Linked DNA regions of Homo sapiens: region 2 is linked to region 1. Evidence: chromatin loops called from intact Hi-C (ENCODE). Cell type or tissue: PC-9. All regions are shown on one strand. Links, peaks and the distances in the headings refer to the core of each region. The heading gives the core; the rest is flanking DNA. Region 1 has its middle 21 kb from the start of MYL4. Region 2 holds the start of LOC107985029 (a long non-coding RNA gene).

Region 1 (12,281 bases), core at 2,443-10,442:
GAGTAACCAAAGCTGGAGAAGAGGGGAGAAAAAGAGCTGGAAGGGATCCCAGAGCACCTTTGTCTCCTATACTGCAAAAGGAAACTGAAGCCCAGGAGGAGAAAGTGACTTGACAAGGTGAAAAGTTTGACTGGTGGTGAGGGACAACCAGGTAGTTTTTGTTTCCTACTTCACGGCATTGGGTAGAGAAAATTGGGGTGGGGCCAAGGAAAGCAAAGGGCAATAAGGCATGGCGCTAAGAACACAGGCAGCGAGCTGATGTGGGCCTGATTCCTGAAGCTTCCACCCACTCACTGAGTGCCCTGGTGAGAGTTACTTAACCTCCAGAAGCCTCAGTTTTCTCATCTGTAGAATGGGGATAACCACACCTACCTCATGAGGAATCTCTGGGAAGGGTAAATGAATAATGTACACAAAGCACTTGAAACAGCATAAGCACAGGGGAAGTATGCAGAAGAGGGAGGTGCTCTTACTATTATGAGCAGTATTTCTCTCTCCATTTGTCTTCTAGGCATTTTTTATTCTTCTTTCTTTCTTTCTTTTTTTTTTTTGGTCGGGTGCAGGATCTCACTCTGTTGCCCAGGCTGGAGTGCAGAGGCACAATCAAGTCTCACTGCACCACTGACCTTCCAGGCTCAAGTGATCCCCCCACCTCAGCCATTGGAGTAGCAGGGACCAGAGACACACACCACCACATTGGCTTTTTTTTTTTCTTCACTTTTTGTAGAGATAGGGTCTCACTGTGTTGCCCAGGCTGGTCTTGAAGTCCTGGGCTCATGTGATCCTCCCACCCTGATCTCCCAAAGTGCTGGGATATCAGATGTGAGCCACCACACCCAGCCATTTCTATTATTTTTGAGTTTTCTAAAAGAATAATGGTTCTTTCATTTTCCTTCTTTTGCTAAGGTTATTCCCATTGCTTAAGATACCCTCCTCCCCTACAGAGCTAATGTGTATTGAGTCCTTACTATATTGCAGACACTGTTTTAAGTGCTTTACACATTTTAAATTATTTGATCTTCTTAATAACCAAATTGGGTCAGTATGACTATTATCCCCAGTTTATAGATTAGGAAATTAGCCAGGCATGGTGGCTCACTCCTGTAATCCAAGCACCTTGGGAGGCTGAGGAAAGAGGATTGCTTGAGGCCAGGAGTTTGAGACCAGCCTGGGCAACATAGTAAGACCCCATCTCTACAAAAAGTAAAACAATAAAATAAAATAGCCAGGCATGGTGGCACCCACCTGTAGTCCCAGCTCCTTGGGAAGCTGAAGCAGAAGGATGACTTGAGCCCAGGAGTTTGAGGTTGAAATGAACTATGCACAGCAAGACTCTGTCTCAAAAAAAAAAAAAGTAAGTTCCAATTCAAAACAAAACCAGCAATACAATGCATTAAGGACATGATTATGAAACTAACTATACAGAGTTCTCTCCACGTTCCAACTGGTAACCAAGCTTTTAATGCTGGATCTTTGACTTCTAGCTTTTGTTTGTTTGTTTGTTTGTTTGTTTGTTTTGAGACACAGTCTCACTCTATTGCCCAGGCTGTAGTGCAGTGGCATGATCTCGGCTTACTGCAACCTCCACCTCCCAGGTCTAAGCGATTCTCCTGCCTCAGCCTCCCAGGTAGCTGGGATTACAGACATGCGCCACCATGCCCAGTTAATTTTTGTGTTTTTAGTAGAGATGGGGTTTCACCATGTTAGCCAGGCTGGTCTCGAACTCCTGACCTCAAGTGATCCACCACCTGGGCTTCCAAAAGTGCTAGGATTACAGGCGTGAGCCACTACACCCAGCCAACTTCTAGCTTTTTTCATTAGACTACAGAGCACAGATAGACTGAGCTGATTACTGAAGAGTGTAGGTGGAAATGGAAAGGGAGAAGGTAGGGCCAAGGGGGCCATTATTGAATCTCCTTTGAAGCTCCAGGGCCAGGAAGTTGAGACCAGCTCAGGCAGATGTGCAGTTTCAAATTCTTGGCCACCAAGACCAAAGTCTCACACATCACAAAGAAAACTGAGACATGGATGCCCCCAATTCCCTGTGCCTACATCGATCACATCTGTCAGTTACAAAGTGACACTTCTGTCCCTAATAACTAATATCATATAAGATTTATGTAAATGCAAAATGATTGAGATTTTTAGGAACTGCTCATACTCTCTTGAGTATGACCAAAAATTTGTGAGAGGAGAATCACTTCCATTGACAATGAACTTAATTCTACAGAAAAATTAGGCCGAGTGCAGTGGCTCACACCTGTAATCCCAGCACTTTGGGAGGCCGAGGCGGGTGGATTATCTGAGGTCAAGAGTTTGAGAGCAGCCTGGCCAATATGGTGAAACCCCATCTCTACTAAAAACACAAAAATTAGCTGGGTGTGGTGGCAGGCACCTGTAATCCCAGCTACTCAGGAGGCTGAGGCACTAGAATCACTTGAACCCGAGAGGCAGAGTTTGCAGTGAGCTGAGATCACACCACTGCACTCCAGCCTGGGCAGCAGAGCAAGACTCTATCTCAAAAATAAAATAAAATAAAGAAAGGAAGAAAGGAAGGAATTAAACTGATAGGAATGGAGGCATGTGAGTAAGTGCTGATCATCAGGAAGATTCAGATCTACTGGGAACCTGACCATCTGAGGGAGGACACCCAGTGGAGGCCATCAGAACCTGACAAAGGAAGAGAGGAAAAGAGGTGGCCTCAGTGGTGTGCAAGCCTGTGCGCCCTCAGTTCCTACTAGGGGATATGTGCCCCTTGCAGATCCAGCAGGGTTTGGAACAAGATTGAGAGGAGCTTGGTGTTTATGCAGATCTAAGTGGCCCCACAAAGGAGTAAAAGTTATAAGTGGAACTGTCTCTTTAAACCCAAGAGTGACCCAAAGAATGGCGGGGGGCAGAGCTGGAAGTGAAGAGAGTCCTGGGAGAAAGAGATGAGCTATCTTGGAGTTCATGGTAGCCTGAGAGGAAGACTGGCTACACCAGATGCAATGTCAAAACATTCAGGAAAAAGATAAACAGTATCCCACAAAGGCCCTGAAACAGCAGTTCTTAACCTTTTTTTTTTTTTTTTTTTAGGCCTCTGACCCCTTTGAAAATATAACAAAAAGGACAAATCCTCCCCTTGGAAAAACAGCAGAAATATGCCTACAATGGTTTTCTATGGTTAAGAACCTCAGTTTCTATTGTAAAAAGAATGAATGGTACTCAAAATTGAAATTCTAGGCCGGGCATGGTGGCTCATGCCTATAATCCCAGCACTTTAGGAGGCTGAGGCAGGAGAATCACCTGGGGCCAGGAGTTCAAGCCCAGCCTGGGCAACATAGCAAGACCCTATCTCTAAAAAAAAAATGTTTAACTAGCAAAGCATGGTGGCATATGCCTATAGTCCTTGCTACTCAGGAGGCTGAGGCAGGAAGATGGCTTGAGCCCAGGAGTTCGAGGGTGCAGTGAACTATGGTCATGCCACTGTACTCCAGCCTGGGAGCAGGGTTCCAGTCAGGAGGCACAGGGGCCTCCCTCTTTGCCAACATAACCACAGATTCTACCTTTTAGGATTTGGGTAAAAAGTAAAGAAGAATAAAAGAAGAGTGAGAAAGAGAACTGGAGAATGGGATAGAGGCAAGGAAAAGGGAAGAAAGACACGATGGAGCGGGGAGCACCCATTCACTCTGGAGTGATGTGTACCCATTCAGAGGTAGAGAAGCAAAGTGAAACAATCTGAATATAGGTCAGGTGTGGTGGCTCATGCCTGTAATCTCAGCACTTTTGGAGGCTGAGCAGGGCCAATCCCTTGAGCCGAGGAGGTCGAGACCAGCCTAGGCAATGTGGCAAAACCCCATCTCTACAAAAAATAGAAAAATTAGCCAGGTATGCCTGTAGTCCCAGCTACGTGGGAGACTGAGGTGGGAAGATCACCTGTTCCCCCCCAGCAAGGCTGAGGCTACAGTGAGCCTTGATTGTGCCACACTCTGCTCCAGCCTGGGCAATGAAGTGAAACCCTGTCTCAAAAAAAAAAAAAAAATCTGAAGGTGAGCTGGGAAAGCACTCATTCTTTTCTCCCCTAATCTTGTACAACCACAGAATCATAGGTTTCAGGGTTGGAAGAGATCTTTAGTTCAAACTCTTCCATAAAAGCCCCATGAAATATTTGCTAGTGTTCACTTGAATACCTACCACGACATGGGACTCAATACTTCGCAAGGTAGACCATTCCATTTGAGAAAACCTCTAATCGACATTAAATTTTTCCTAGCAGGGATCTGACATATACATCTCTGAGGTTTTCATCCACTGATCCTGGATTTGCCCCCAAAGTGACCCAGAAAAAATGTAGGACAATTCCCCATTATAGAAGTTGCTGTTTCCCCATTTCTCAGCCAAGTACTTTCCAGCAGGTGATTGTTCTAGGCAAATACTCTTGAATCCGTATTATGTGGCCATTTGCTCTGAAACCTGTTTTATCTTGGGTCTCAGTTCCCTCTAAGCTACGTATTTTCATGTTTTAGAGTCAGAAGATTAATCTCCTTGACAGAAAAGATGGAACTGAGGTCAAAATAGAAGTTGAGTTCTACTAATGTCACACTGCTGGCACAAAGGGCAGTGCCCTTCCTGCTCTTCTTGCTCTGAACGTAAGTAAAAGCATATATTTGTTGGTTTTAACATATAAACATTTTCATTTCATTTTAGACTTATGCCTTCTTGGCTTTGTTCTCACAGCTCTATGCCACTACTTTATGTCCATCAGCGGCTCTCAGCTCACCTTCAGAATTTTTTTTTTTTTTTTGTAGACAGGGTTTCACTTCATTGCCCAGGCTGGAGCACAGTGTGGCGCAATCACGGCTCACTGCAGCCTCAACCTTCCCAGGGGGGAACAGGTGATCTTCCCGCCTCAGTCTCCCGTGTAGTTGGGACTACAGACATGCCTGACTAATTTTTCTATTTTTTGTAGAGACGGGGTTTCGCCACATTGCCCAGGCTGGTCTTGACCTCCTGGGCTCAAGGGATCAGCCCTGTTCAGCCTCCAAAAGTGCTGGGATTAGGCATGAGCCACCGCCCCTGACCTATCTTTAGATTGTTTCACTTTGCTTCTCTACCTCTGAACGGGTACATGTCCCTCCACAGTGAATGGGTGCTCCCCGCTCCACCTTGTCTTTTTTCCCTTTTCCTTGCCTCACATCCCATTCTCCAGTTCTTTTTCTCACTCTTCTTTTATTCTTCTTTACTTCTTTTTGCCCAAATTCTAAAAGGCAGGAACTGTGGTTATGTCGGCAAAGATGAAGGCACCCTGTGCCTCCTTACTGGAGCCCCGCTCCCTGAGTTCTTGTCTATTGATATTCCATCAGAGCTTGCCACCTCTCCTCCTTAAAGCCCTCCCTGACCACCCCTCCTCCTCTGAGCTCCTAGTGTCCTGGTCCCACACCTCTCCCTTGCTCCTTAGACATATACTGCCTAGTGTCATTTCGATTATTTTGTCTTTTAATATAGTTCAGCTCCACTTATATATTTTTTCCCTCAAGTAGAGTATAAACTCATAGAGGGAGAGACCACAGATGACTTTGTTTTTATATCCTGAAGTACCTACTGCTGTGCACTCAATAATTTATTTTGAATGAATGCTTCCCACCGCTGGAGGTTCTAAACACACATATACAATAAGGATCAAAACGAAACAAATGGACTAAGGCTGACTGTAGTGAGAGGGAGTTGCTGAATGCTAAATGATTAGTATCAGAGAGCTGGAAGGGACATGAACCATGATCTAATCGATTCCCTCATTTTGCAACCTGTGGACTGAGGTTGAGTGGGGATGTGACTTGACCAGGTCCCCACATGTCCACAAGTGTCCTCTCTATGACCCCTCATTGCAAAACCTTTGTGGGGGTACTGAAGCAAGCGAACGAATTGCTGTGAGTCTTTAAAAGTAAACAAAAACTCCATTTGTCTGAAGGCAAAGAGACGGACTAAGTGATTTCTCAAGTTTCCTTTCAGCCCGGGCTGGCAATCGGTTTTCTCCAGCGTCTCAGGAACGTGTCAAACGTGGGCGTCCTGTTGGAAGCACGCTGTTGCAAGTTTGTCATCTAGTGGTGGAAGGTAGGTATTGCGCCACCAGCCATCTCCAACACCGTTTTCCCTAAAAGCCCTGGTCAACGGAGTTTGTTTAGGATGCCAAACGCGTGATGACACTCTGCTAACCGTGGCCCTCAGGTGATTACAGTCTACTAGAAGTCTGCAGGGTCTCCTGTAGCTCTACAGTTCCAGTCTGGCGACTGTGTTAGGGAGACTAAATTGTGACCATCACTAATTAATACAGATGGGAAAATCTCTAGGGAAGAGGTGAGCCTGACTTGCGTATTGAAGGGTGGGAATAAGGTGGATGAACAGAATGGGGCACGTATCAGGAGAGAGAAACAAGATGAATCAAGAGGTCCTGGGGTGAGGAGAGAAGGGGAGAGGGAAGCAGCACTGGGGAGCTAACAGAAAGAAAGATCAGCTGGCTTCAGCCAGTGATGCCTCTAGCAGATTTGGGGCAAATAAAGGAAGGCCTTAGAAGTTAAATAGAAAGGTTTGGAAATGACCCAGTAGGGGATAGGAGCTCTTTTAAGTCCTAATTAGGGAAGAAATTTGATTAAAACAGTGTTTCAGGAATATAAATATGCCATGCTACCATCTTTTTTCTTTTGTCTTTTTCTCACCACCCCCCACCCCCCACGACCAGCCCCACCCCCTAGACGGAGTCTTGCTCTGTCACACAGGCTGGAGTGCAGTGGCGCGATCTCAGCTCACTGCAACCTCCGCCTCCCAGGTTTAAGCAATTCTCCTGCCTCAGCCTCCCAGGTAGCTGGGATTACAGGCATCTGCCACCGCGCCTGGCTAATCTCACCATGTTTGCCAGGCTGGTCTCGAACTCCTGACCTTGTGATCCGCCTGCCTCGGCCTCCCAAAATGCTGGAATTACAAGTGTAAGCCACCGCGCCCGGACTTCTTTTTTTTTTTTTTTTTAAGATGGAGTCTCACTCTGTTGTCCAGGCTGGAGTACAGTGGTGCGATCTTGGCTCACTGCAACCTCCACCTCCCGGGTTCAAGTGATTCTCCTGCCTCAGCCTCCCGAGTAGCTGGGATTACAGGCATCCAACACCACGCCCAGCTAATTTTTGTATTTTTAGTAGAAACAGCGTTTCACCATGTTGGCCAAGCTGGTCTTGAACTCCTGACCTCAGGTGATCTGTCCACATCAGCCTCCCAAAGTGCTGGGATTACAGGCATGAGCCACTGTGCCCAGCCCATGCTACCATCTTTAACTGGAGAGGGGAAACTAGAAAAATTATGAGTCGAGTTTGTTGTTATTATTCTTCCTATGTATTTTTAAATTAATAATTAAATTAATAAATGTTTTTAATTAATAAATACATAAACTCCTAAACTGCTATGACAGAATGATAGAAGTGCTTAGCACAGTGCCAGCACATAGTAGGTGCTCAGTAAGTTGATGATGCTCTTTATTATCATCTCTCTGAAATTCACCTTTGACATCAGGGGACCTCATATGATCATCATCTTAGCTCTAGTGACCGCTTTGCTCATTTTCTCTCCGCGGGGTAGTAGAGGCTCTGGCCTCTGTCAGGGGCCTGTGGCAGTGGACAGGGAGGAGACTTACAGAAGGCCCCTGAATACCCTCTCCCCCTCTGCTCCTTTCCCACCTCCCTCCTGAAGGTCACTGGCTGTTCGTTCCTCTGACAGTGGGAAGTTTCCATGAAGATACCCATCCTCTGATAACTTTCTGGGCAACTTTCTCCCCAGCATCTGTCCACAGGGAGCAGAAAGCCTGGCCTTTGGGGAACACACAGTCATACTCTCTTTCCACAGAAGCAGCTTCCCTGTGTCCCCTCATGTGTCATCATCCCTTCAGGATGGTGCCATTGCTGGCTCCAGGCCAGAGCCCCCCTTAAATCTTCCCCCGAGCTGGGACACCTTTCCCCTCCTCCTTCTGGCCCACTTACTCACACTCATCCTGCCTGAGATGCCACCTTCTCAGGCCCTCAGTCAGGAACCCCTCAGGGTGGTGGAAGGGCCCCCAGTGGGCTCAGTCCTATTTCCATAAATTATGGTTGACCCATGAACAACGTAGAGGTTGGAGGCACCAACCCACGTGCAATCAAAATGTGCATATAACTTTTGATTCCCCAAAAACTTAACTACTAATGGCCTACTGTTGACTGGAAGCCTTACGAAAAGCATAAAAATTTAACATATTTTGTATCTATATATTATAGACTGTATTCTTATAATAAAGTAAGTTGGAGAAAAAAATTAAGAAAATCATAAGGAAAAGAAAATATATTTACTAGTAAGTGGAAGTGGATAATCTTCAAGGCCTTCATCTTCCTTGTCTTCAGGTTGAGTAGGCTGAGGAGGAGGAAGGGTTGGTCTTGCGGTCCTAGGGTGGCAGAGGTGGAAGAGGAGGTGGAGGTGAAAGGAGAGGCAGGAGGGACAGGCACATTCAGTGTAAATTTTATTGAAAAGTGTCTGTATATAAATGGATCCACACAGTTCAAGCCTATGTTGTTCAAGGGTCAACTGTACATGGTCTGGATCTGGGTTCGAAATAGTGGAAGTCAGTCTAGTTGAAGAAAATCGTGAACTTTATTTAGTCACTTTTTATGCATACCTCTTCCCAGGAGGGGCAAGTGCCAAACCTTAGTTATGGGCCGGGCAAAGTACAGGGTTGGGGAAGGGATGACTAGGAGGACAAGAGTCTCTTCTGTCTTCAGATAAACAAGCCCAACACCATGGAGGCAGCAAATAAGTTGCACTGGTTCCCAAGGAGGTTTGTGAAGTAGAAAATGCTTCCCGGCTGGGCGCGGTGGCTCACACCTGTAATCCCAGCACTTTGGGAGGCCAAGGCAGGTGGATCACCTGAGGTCAGGAGTTTGAGACCAGCCTGGCCAACATGGTGAAACCCCATCTCTACTAAAAATACAAAAAATTAGCTGGGTGTGGTGGCGCGCACCTGTAATCTCAGCTACTCGGGAGGCTGAGGCAGGAGAATCGCTTGAACCTGGGAGGTGGAGGTTGCAGTGAGCTGAGATCGTGCCACTGCACTCCAGCCTGGATCACAGAGTGAGACTCCATTTCAAAAAAAAGAGAGAGAAAAGAAAATAAAATGCTTCCTGAACTATTCTCTCAGTGGAAGTGATGGCTGAGCCGGAGCAGCATCTTAGACCATGTGTAGAGGTCACACACTGAGACACCATACGATAAAAGAACTTGGGTCCCTGAGGACTGTGGAGCATGCCGGCTGTGCCAGCCAGGGACTGCCAATCTCTGGATTGTAATGGGAGGAAGAAACGCACTTCCATGTCTCTTAAGCCACTGTGTTTTGGTGTCCATACGCACAGCCAAATATAATCTTAATTAATACTGTGTTCAATAAATGTTGGCTGATGTTGTCACATGATTATAACTAATGTCTGTCTTCCCACTAGACTGAAAGCTCCTTGAGGACAGGGGCCATGTCTGTGTGGTTCAGTATATCCCCAAGGCTCATGCCAGTGCCATGTGCACAGCAGGTACCCAATGGGCATCTGTTGAATTAGTAAGTGAGCTATGACCTCTGTTCATGCTCTTCTTCTCCCTGGGGCTAAGCACCAACCTTGGGGCACCTTTTCCTTTAAGGTCTCACTGAAAGCCCTTCTCCCAGAGAAAATATTTGTAATGCCTCACTTCTTTCTGGTTCCTCCTTGTATTGGTTCCTTAAAACTTACACTGTATGTTACATAGATGGAGTTATCCCTATGCTATTTGGGGATCATTCTCTATTTATCCCTGGATACTTATGTGCTTGCTTAAGTGGACAGTAAGCTACTTTGGGCAAGGAAAACACTTTCAGTTTTCAAATCACTGGGAACCTTAACTCCAGTTCCTCACAAGTGAATACAGTGAGCAATAAATACTTGCTGAAGAAAGAAAGAAGAGAGGGAGGAGGGTGAGGATCAAAAAACTACCTATCAGGTACTATGTATATTACCTGGGTGGTGAAATAATCTGTACACCAAACCCCTGAGACATGCAATTTACCTATGTAACAAACCTGCACATGTGCCCCTGAACCTAAAATAAATGTTAAAAAACCAAAAAAAAAAAAAAAAAAAAGAAGGGAAGGAGGAAAACCTGACGAGGCCCCAGTGCTAAGGAGAATGTTGGCATTTCAAACTGGGGGTGTGATTTAAAGAAAAGGAGCAGAAAGTGAGGCCAAAAAGAGCAGTCTGCGAGGTAGGGACAAGGAAAAGAGTCCTAAGAGCCAAGCTTGGAAAACATTTCAAAGGCAGGTTGAAAATGGTGTGTTGAAAATTGAAACAATGTAGAATTCAGGGGACCTTGTCAACATTAGCTGTGACCTTGATTAAGTCACTTCCCATTTAAGGATCTGTTTTCCTGATTTTGACTCTTAGGAAGTCTGACTAATCGGTGAACTGGCTCTGCTCCAAGGAGCCTAGTTAGAGGCTCCAAGAAGCCTGAACCCAGCCCTCTCCTCCTCAGCCAGAGAAACTCTGTTCTCTTCAGTTTCATGCACTGACTTCCCCATAAAATTTAGTTCGAACAAAAGGCTATGGGTCTAAACCAAAGTTTGAGAACCACTGGATTCAATGAACCCCTGCTCAACCGTATAAAGATCCCTGGTTTTGTGTTTCAACCAGTCACTCACAAAGCTGAAACCCTTCCTCAAAGAAAATCTGGGAAACAAAGGGCATGTATATAGACCTTGGCCTTGTCTCCCCAGCCAGACTGTAAATTCTAAGAAAAGCAAACTTGGGCTCATGGTTCTCAGCTTCCCATGACAGGCAGGCAGCCTTGGCTGAATTCTTAGATGTTTCACAGAGTTCTGTGGCTGGATGATTGATAGTTAGGCAACAGAAAGGCCATGGGAAGGATTTATTTCACCTTGGGGAGTCCTCAGGGATGTAAGGACTCCCTTTCTGGGATGACTGGACCCCTGTGCTCCCATATAAATATTTCTACTCATATACATGTGTGTTTAACTTCCTCACATCATCTTGCTCCTTCTTCCCAATTGCTGGTTTTCAGGCGTCTCTTTTCCACGTGCCTCTCCCCACTCTCCTCCTCTCTCAGCCTGAGGTTCCTGACCTCTGACCCTGACTCTTTCCAGGGCACTGAGCTGGAATCCTGGGTCTGGAGTCAATGAGATGTCCAGAACAGGCAGGACTGAACCAGGTACCAGGAGCTTTGCACTCAGAGGAAGAGGCACCTAAAAAAGCGAGGACCAAACCAAACCGTGGTTGACCTATACAATGGGACATGATTCCGCCTTAAAAAAGGAACACGAGGACATTGTGCTAAGTGAAATAAGCCGGTCACAAAAGACAAACACTGTCTGATTTCACTTATCCAGGGTGGTCAAATTCATAGAAATGGAAAGTAGAATGCTGATTGCCAGGGGCTGGGGGAAGGAGGGAATGGGGAGTTATTTATTGAGTACAGTGTTTCTGCTGGTGGAAATGAAAAGGTTCTGGAGATTCATTACTGATATGGTTTGGCTGTGTCCCCACTCAAATCTCATCTTGAATTCCCATGTGTTGTGGGAGGGACCCAGTAGGAGGTAACTTTCCCATGCTGTTCTCATGATAGTGAATAAGTCTCACAAGATCTGATGGTTTTTAAAAGGGGAATTTCCCTGCACAAGCTCTCTTTGCCTGCCGCCATCCATGTAAGATGTGCCTTTGCTCCTCCTTGCCTTCCGCCATGATTGTGAGGCCTCCCCAGCCATGTGGAACTGTAAATCCATTAAACCTCTTTTTCTTCCCAGTTTCAGGTATGTCTTTATCAGTAGCATGAAAAGAGACTAATACAGTTACACAACAATGTGAATATACCTCACTCTACTGACTTGTATGCTTAAAAATGGTTAAGATGGTAAATTTCATGTTATGTGTATTTTACAACAATTTTTGTTTAAAAGCAGCAAGAGCAAGGACCAAAGGAGGAGTCCCTGCCTCAGCCTGGCCCCTCTCTGCCTGCCATCTGGAGGTGTGATTAGGTAGAGGGTGAGCCCAAAGGGAATAAAACTCCTCCAGGTGACAACTCCTCAAGCTGCTGGCCTTCCAGAGCTTGCTCTCCTGGGTCTGACCCCAATATCTCTAGATCCACAGGCTTTTGTCCTTGTCTCCTAGCTCCCAGATACTACTCATTTCTCTGAGCACACATGAGGCCTCAGGTGACTTTATCTCTCTCTCTCTCACACACACACACACAACGCAAACCAATGC
Region 2 (8,644 bases), core at 1-8,000, 50 kb before region 1:
TGCAATCCTCTGGGGACTGACTTGAGTGACCTGGGAGCTGTCTCCAGAGCCCTTGTCGCTGAGGGGCCTGTCCTCTAGTACTCGGGCCTCACTCACTGGGAACTCGATGGATTCTGGGGCACAGTTATCCTTCAGCAGATTCTCCTTCAGGTCACAGCGAGGTGAGCCCAGAGGCAGGGCCTGTAAGACAGGAGCCCAAAGAGAAGTCCAGCAATCAGAGCTATGGCGACTCTCTACCTCCTGCAGGCCCTACCACTTCCCAATAGCTAAGAGTTTACCCCGTACATTGGAGCATAAACAAATTGTTGTGGTCTTTCCTGGGATAATCCCTTAGGACCGTTGTACAGAAAGGGGAAATTGATACTTTGGGAGGCCAAGGCATGAGGACTGCTTGAGGCCAAGAGTTCAAGACCAGCCTAGGCAACATAGCTAGACCCCGTCTCTACCAAAAAAAAAAAAAGGAAAAAGAAAAGAGAAATTGAGATATCAAGAAGGCCTATTCATGGAGTTGTAGCTAGAAGGAGAGCCTGTACAGTAAGATGCCTGGTAGACCAGCATTTTTTAACTGTGGAATACCACACATTTGTGGGTCCCAAAATCAATTTAGCAGGTGTCAACCATCATTTTGTTAAATAAAATACAATAGAATAGAATAGAAAATATGAAAGTGTACAAATAGTCAAAGGGTTGTTTTGTGAAATTCTTATATTGTTGGAGGAGAGTGGAGAATAACACATATAATAAATAACTATACCCAGTACAGTGTGTTTCTTTCTGTAGGTCAGAGTCAAAACAGTTTGGAAGCTACTGTATTTGACACGGGCTAGACTGTGAGATCCATGTAGTCAGGGACTGTGTGTGTCTTGGCCCCTCTCATTTCCCAGCATCCGACCTAGGACTTACCACAAATGTGATAGGGAAAGGCAGTGTAAGGAGGCAGGAGAGAGTCAGGGCTAAGAGCACAGGAGTAAATCTCAGCATTGCACTTACAACTGCTTACTAAGGCAAGTCACCTAATTCCTCCAAGCCTAGTTTCCTCAGCTGTAACACGAACATAATAACAGTCCCTCCTTCAGTACTTAACAGCAATCAAAATCATAGAGTCAAAAAGTAGAATAGTAGTTTCCAGGGACTGGGAGGAATAGAGAATTACTGTTTTGATGGGTACAGAGTTTTAGTTTTACAAGATGAAAAGAGTTAAGGAGATAGATGGTGGTGAGGGGTTTCATGACATTATGAATGTACTTCATGCCACTGAACTGTATGCTTAAAAATGGTTAAGATGGGCCAGGCACAGTTGCTTATGCCTGTAATCCTAGCACTTTGGGAGGCTGAGGTGGGCAGATCACCTGAGGTCAGGAGTTCGATACCAGCCTGGCCAACCTAGTGAAACCCCGTCTCTACTGAAAATACAAAAATTAGCCAGGTGTGGTGGCGTGCACCTGTAGTCCCAGCTACTTGGGAGACGGAGGCAGGAGAATCGCTTAAACCTGGGAGGTGGAGGTTGCAGCAAGCCAAGATCGTGCCACTCCACTCCAGCCTGGGTGACAGAGCAAGACTTGATCTCACAAAACAAAACAAAATGGTTAAGATGGTAAATTCTATGTTATGTATATTTTCCCACAATAAAAGTTACTTAAAATAATAGTAATTATGGTACCTCCCTCACAGGGATGTCACACAGGCTAAATAAGACAATCCACATAAAATGCATTGGACAGCACCTGGCACAGAGGAAGTCCTCAGCAAATGTAAGCTATTACTATGAGATGCTTGACAAGTACTTCCTGGATAAGCTAATTATGAATAAACTCCACAAACTTGGGAACATGGGCCAGGCACCTAACCAGAGCCCATCCTATCACTTCAGTGTCCTCCTTCACCCTGAACAAAGAACAAATTGAGTACCCTTCCAAAAACCCACGGCCCCCTGGGGCTCTGGGTGCTTAAACCTGAGTATTGAAGGGGACCACGCCACCCTGGAAAGAACACTGAAAATCAGGAAAGAAGATCAATCCTAGGCCTGCCACTGACTAGTCATGTGACCTCAGATACGTCATTTTGTGTCCTCACCTGTTCAACAAGGCCTTTAGATGACACAGTGTTTTCAGTCCCTTCCGGCTCTGACATTCAGCCAATTTAGCCAACACTGTGTGGGTGCATGTCTATGAGGGCTCCTTACCAAGTTGAGGGGACCAGCCAGGAAGCTGGAAAACCCCTCCCGGGACCTATTTCACAATGTCTAGGCCTTCGGGCTCTCCTCAACCCCACCCCTACCCACATCCCCAACCAGCACTTCCAAATGTCTGCTGGATAACCCACACCAATATCCCAGAACAACTAGTGTTGACATTTATTGAACACTTACTGTATGTCAGGCACTGTGGTGAGCACTTTACATGGATTATTGCAATATGCCTGACAGTTCCATAATGCTGGAACTATTATAATTTTACAAGGGAGAAACCTAAGGTTTGGAGGCTTCACAAATAAGGAACCCAATCTTACAGGTAAGGAATCTGAGGCTTGGATAAATTAAGGAATTTGCTCAAAGTTGCAGAGCTAGGAAGTGGCAGAACTGAGAGGCCAGCTAGATTGTCTGACTGTAATTATCATCATAAAATAAGCTTTACTACATTCCGTATAGAGTGAGAGTCAAGGCACGGAAAAGGAAAAGTGTGGAAGGAATGGTCCTAGGGAGGAGCCACAACAGAGAATGCCCCAGGTAGGGAACAGGATGCAAGGTGGGCATGTGCGAGGGATGGAGAAGGATGGATGACATCTGCCTCCTCAGCCCCCTCAAGCAACCTGGCAGCCATAATGCCAGAAGAGGGACTGGGCCACAAGGAGCCATTCATACTCAAAAGCCCTGTAACCGGCCGGGTGCGATGACTCATGCCTGTAATCCCAGCACTGTGGGAGGCCGACACGGGTGGATAACTTGAGCTCAGGAGTTCCGGACCACCCTGGGCCACAGGGCAAAACCCCGTCTCCACTAAAAATACAAAAATTATCTGGGCATGGTAGTGCACACCTGGAATCTCAGCTACTCAGGAGGCTGAAGTGGGAGGATCACTTGAGCCAGGGAGGCGGAGGTTGCAGTGAGCCAAGATCACACCACTGCACCCCAGTCTGGGTGACAGAGTGAGACCCCACCTCAAAACAAAAACAAAAACAAAAAAACCCTGTAACCCAAAACCCTTCCCAATGCTTAAAGTCTCTCTCCCTCTCCAGTCCGATCCCCCTTTCATGGGCTGAAGCCTTCCCCACGTGGATGGGGACACGAGCAACATCAACAGCATGAGGACTACCCTGGCCCAGGCAAGAAGTAAGTAGAGTTTCTGGAAGCCAGCAGCTTCTCTCTTTCTCTCTCATCTTCACAGGTATGCAGGCAGGGAACCAGCCTCGGCGATGGAAATCAATGAATAAGACTTAACCTTCCTGGTGGCAAATACTCCAACAGGGACATCACAGACCTTCCACAACTCTGAGGAAGATGAAAGTCTCCCGTGCACCCAGCTCTGGCTGAGGACGGAATGACCTGGGGAGAACTTGGGCACTTCAGGTTTTGTGCCCAGACTCCTCCTGTTGTCCCTGCCCACCTCTCCTACCCCTTCCTCCTCTGGAAGCAGTCTTTCTCTTGCTCAAAAAAGCCCCAATCCTATCTCTGATTCTAGCTGCCCACAAAGCCCCAGGGAGAAAACCTTCCCAAAAAGGCAGTGGATAAATCAGAATGCAGTGAGGAGCGGATCCTTTCCAGGACCAAGACAGATGCTGAAGAAGACAGCAGGGACCGGAGCCCAGCAAACTGGATGAGAGCAGCAAGGCCTTCATGCATCTTCAGGCTCCATCAGCAGAGGGAGAGAATGCATTAGACGGGAGTTTCCTGACTCCTATTTTCTAATGTGGCAGTCCTAATGAGAAGAGGGTTTGAAGCGCTAAGATGTGCTGACAGTCCTAATGGTTTGTTATGAGTTTCCTTAGAAAAATTAAACACTGAAAAACAAAACTGCCTCCCTCCCTCCCTTTGTGGTTGCTGACATCAGAGGTCAGGAATATAACAGGCCTGCTCGTCAGCCAAGCTCTCCACGAGAGCCCTCTGTTCCAGAAGAGCACCAAGGCAGTGACCTCAACATACTTGGGCAACATTCCCTTTCTTGGTAACCCAGGCTGAGAAGGTAGAAAGAATGTCTCCAGGTTATGCAGGAAGAAAGCTAGAAGGGGGAGGGGTGGATATTAAAGTTTCAGTTCCCAGGGAAACCGGATGTTACACAAAAAGGGCAAAAATAGCCAAGACCCAGGGGAAGGGCCTGAGCACAGAGGTGGGAGGTTCCAGCCAGCGCCCTGCGAGCTGGCTGAATTACCTCCCTCTCCTGGGAGGGTGACACACGCTCTTGGTACCATTCTCCATTAATCCCATTTTGGAAATTGGGAAAGTACAACATGAATAGTTGTCATTATCCTGCCTATTTCACAGGGTTGGTCAGGAAGTAAAAGAAGACTGTGAATGTGAAATGCTTTCAAAATATAAAAATCTCAACATAAGTTAACTATACTGAAATCCATTAGGACAGAGGTTCCCAACCTTTTAGGCACCAGGGACTGGTTTCAGGGAAGACAATTTTTCCATGGACAGGGAGGTGGGGATGGTTTCAGAATGAAACTGTTCCACCCCAGATCATCAGGCATTAGTTTGATCCTCATAAGGAGTGAACAACCTGGATCCCTCCCATGCCCAGTTCACAGTAGGGTTTGAGCTCCTGTGAGAATCTAATGCCACCACGGATCTGACAGAAGGTGGAGCTCAGGCGGTAATGCTCACTCACCTGCTGCTGACCTCCTGCTGTGCGGCCCAGTTCCTAACAGGCCATGGACTAGGAATTGGAGCCCCTGCTTTAGGACACAGTATAAGCAAATAAATGCAAATATAAGTGACTCTTTTTTTTTTTTTAGATGGAGTTTCGCTCTTGTTGCCCAGGCTAGAGTAGTGCAATGGCACGATCTTGGCTCACTGCAACCTCCACCTCCCGGATTCAAGCAATTCTCCTGCCTCAGCCTCCCTAGTAGCTGGGGTTACAGGCCTGCGCCACCACGCCCAGCTAATTTTGTATTTTTAGTAGAGACGGGGTTTTGCCATGTTGGTCAGGCTGGTTTCAAACTCCTGACCTCAAGTGATCTGCCCACTTTGGCCCTGCTGGGATTACAGGAGTGAGCCACCACACCTGGCAGGTGACTCTTTTTTACAGTTACCACAATAACTACTATTATTTCATACTCTTCTTGGAGAGCGAGAGTCAATATGCCCCAGTACTTTTTTTACCCCAGAGCACCACCAAAACATCTCCCATCCATTGCTGTCTTGATTAACTCATCTGGTGAGGACAAGAAATCACTTGAACATGCAAAGAGAAAAGAATGAAGAGGGCAGAAAGGAGGAGGGGAGGAACATGAAGCATTTTTGTTTATAGTTGTTGGTATTCACATTTCATTGTTTACAAGAAGAGGAGCACTCTTAATATTATACTTCCTTTTACAATAATAAATTGGAGCAAAACTCTCAAGATGAACATTTGTCCTCCAGATTAAAAATAAATAGAAAGAAGACAAGTCAGAATAAAATTATGTTTGTGATTATAAAGAAATGTAAATCATGGCCTATATCTTGCTCCTGCAGTTGCAGAGAAGAAAATGAGAAGGAAATCCTATTAGAGTCTTCCTCTACTTTGCTAGACTCAAACTCCTTCTTCCTCTGTCACCCTTGGTTGTCAGGCTAAGTGGGAAGCTGGCCCACCTTCCAGGGTGTACTCAGGCTTATATAAGAATTCCTAGTATTTCCCTCCACTGTAGGGTTGCCAAATTTAGCAAATATTTGGGACAAACTTATACTAAAAATTATTTTTTAATTCAAATTTAAGTGGATGTTCTGTAATCTAGATTTATTTTTTAGAGACAGGATCTCCCTGTGTTACCCAGGCTGGAGTGCAGTGGCTATTAGCAGACATGATCATGGTGCACTATTGCCTCAAACTCCTGGGCTCAGAGGATTCTCCCACTCCAGCCTCCTGAGTAGCTGGGACTACAGGCACCAGGCTGGATGTTCTGTATTTATCTGGCAACCTTAACTCCACCTCCATCCACCTTGACCCAACCCCAGTGGCCCTTCAATTAGCAATGTTTGCCAAACTTGCTATCATAAATATCCATTCTGATGTAACAGACCCAGGATCCATCCCGGGAAGCTTTATTTTTAACAAGCACCTCAGGCAATTCTCAACACCAAATGAGTTTGGGAGGTTCTAGACTCCAGCATGTCACTGTTGAGACTAAGACTACGCGTTGAGTCTCTGTATAAAGCCCGCCTCTTTGCTAGATTTATGGACCAGAGAGAGCACAGCAACCCAACCCGCGTCGGTATCCAACCCTCCAAGAACACACCCTATGCAGATGGGCCCAAAACTCCGTGCTCATCCACGTTGGCTGTTTTCCTCTTACCCAGCCAAGCTCTCACTATACACACCCAAGAGCTCCGGTCCTCTAGGACCAAGGGGAAAGCCGAGCCCAACCAGTTGTTTTTCCAGGCACTGCCAGCTTGCCTGGAACAGCCAACTCAGGGGAGGAAGAAGAACAGAGGGCTCTCCAAGGTTTGATTATTCAAAAAATTACCTAAAAAATGGACCAGCCAGTTCACCTTTGGTTTTTTGAAGTCAATGTCCAAGGCATTTTCAGCAGTTAAACTTGGCCTATCCAGGGGAAGCCCTGCTCCTCTCAAGAACAAAATAGCATTTATGTTCAGGTTACAGTCCAGGATTCCCACCTCCCATCCCTCCCCGGTCACCACATTCTGTCCCATACTGGGGTCCTCCACCCTTCCTTCTCTCCCTCCTCCCTCTTGCTGAGGGATAGTTGTAGTCCTTCACTAACCTTGGCCCCGCCTCCTTTCATGTTTATATGCCATTCTCCCAGGGAATATCTTACTGGACTTTCTACCTCCTTCCATTTGTTTTCTTTGGTCCTAGCTGCGCCCATTTCCTCACTGACTGCACCCCTAATTCCTAGGCTGGTCCTATGTCATGCTCTGATCTACCCTGCACCTTTCCCTCTGCCCTCCCCAGGCCTGCCCCAGGGGACAAGGAGCACAACAGTCACCCATAAATATTCTACATTTGCATCTTTGAAATCTGGTTATGTGACCTAAGGGCTTTGTCTGGTCAGGCCCCAGCCCACCTCAGCTGCATGGCTAGTCCCTATACAGATCAAGAGGGATGAAAAATGGGGGATAGGGAGCAGGACAGACCCTCCAAGAAGGTTTTCTTTTTCCCCAGATTCTCTGGGCCAGAGATACCTGCATTTTCTCTTGCTTTGGGTTGGAAAGGAGGGAAGGAGGAAAAGGGGGAAGCACCCTTTGAGTGACACTAGGGCTTCTGTCCTGACCTTCCTCTGCTCCTGAAGGCTTTCGGCTACCCAAGGCCCCCCTCCCCATTCAGCTCTCTCTTCTTCCAGCATTCAGTTGCAGAATTGCAACTTCCTGGTAAAAGAAGCTTTAGTAATATCACGATGGGAGGAAGGAGGACATAGTGAATAAGGAGGGAGGAGGCTACATCACACTGAGCAGCCCGCTCAGCCCAGAGGGGAGGAGAACCTGCGGGGGTGGGGGAGAAGGTCTCATCCATGCCCCCCTTACACCCCTTCCCTAGCCCCAGGGAATGTTTCATTTGCTAAATGAAGTTAATGTGGCCCAGATGTTGGGCAGCTGCCTCTGGAAGCAGTTCCCGTGCTGAACGGCAAAGAGGCCAAAGCAACGTGCGGAGCTGGCCTCTGCTGCTCTGGCAGCCCTCCTGGCCGGTGATAAACACAGCCTCCCAGCTCCCGCCCCTCCCCCCAGGCGGCCAGGGAGGTTGCCTTTTTAGGAAACTCAGCAGATCTGAAAAAGAAGCAGACAGAGAGACTGAGGGCTGGATTGGAGCGGTCATAAAACTGGAGAGGGCTGGGACTTGTTGTGGGACAGAGGAAGCCTCAGGTAGCTGAGCCGCAGCCAGGCCAGGAACTCAGGTAACCACCTGCTGGCCAGGCCAGTGACTCAGCCTGAGACTCTATAATCACCGAATCTCTTCAACCACATTCATCTTCCACCCCCACCCCATCAGCTCTTGCCAGCTCCAAATTTCCATCCCAGCCACAAACATAGCCATTCCCTCAGACACACTCATTCCCTAGGGCCCCAGACACAACAAACCCTCTGCCTAGACACAACTAACCCTTTCCTGTCCCCCTTCCATCCTCACCAAGTGGGCCCAGCTCCTTTCTTCAACACCTGTGAGAAGGAAGGAAGGAAAGAAGAAGAGAAAGAAAAATGTAAAGCCGCGGGGCCCAATCATCAAAGAGAAGGGAAGAGAAAAGATTTTCTGACTAAACATCACCACACACAAGCACAAGATTTCTCTTCTATTTGCCTTTTTTAACCTCTAGGAAAAAGAAGTAAGCCAGCAACCCCTCCCAACCCCATCCGTACCTATACCCCTTGCTGCCTCTCCTTTTGAGACCTGACGCCCTGCTTCCCTGGGATATTCCACCCCAAGAAATGCAAGCAAAGGGCTGGGCATGGTGGGTCACACATGAAATCCCAGCACATTGGGAGGCCAAGGTA

The links. Peaks named below come from ENCODE experiments on the same cell type or tissue, not always from the same donor. Only the 100,000 strongest peaks of a DNase experiment are listed, where the experiment ranks them.
Region 2: it touches region 1 in a loop (9-fold over the local background); 10 of 110 quality-filtered maps call a loop at or near these places.

Annotation. Positions count from the first base shown.
Region 1 is chr17:47,223,724-47,236,004 of GRCh38, reverse strand. It overlaps a transcript of MYL4 not described here. Among named protein-coding and RNA genes, the nearest start is that of MYL4, 21 kb to the right of the region's middle. RefSeq lists enhancers at 6,151-6,200, 10,308-10,602. In PC-9, for the core only: CTCF peaks have their summits at 5,894 and 6,099; DNase peaks (open chromatin) are centred at 5,944 and 10,434; H3K4me3 peaks cover 758 bases; H3K27ac peaks cover 3,658 bases.
Region 2 is chr17:47,274,890-47,283,533 of GRCh38, reverse strand. It overlaps ITGB3 (integrin subunit beta 3), which reads right to left. Exons shown (of 15, transcript NM_000212.3): 3 at 1-180. LOC107985029 (a long non-coding RNA gene) reads left to right here and starts at 3,272. Exons shown (of 2, transcript XR_001753127.2): 1 at 3,272-3,565; 2 at 3,678-4,009. RefSeq lists enhancers at 2,423-2,923, 2,757-3,051, 4,017-4,386, 7,094-7,641 and a silencer at 7,937-8,231. In PC-9, for the core only: a CTCF peak has its summit at 7,903; a DNase peak (open chromatin) is centred at 4,153; H3K27ac peaks cover 5,055 bases.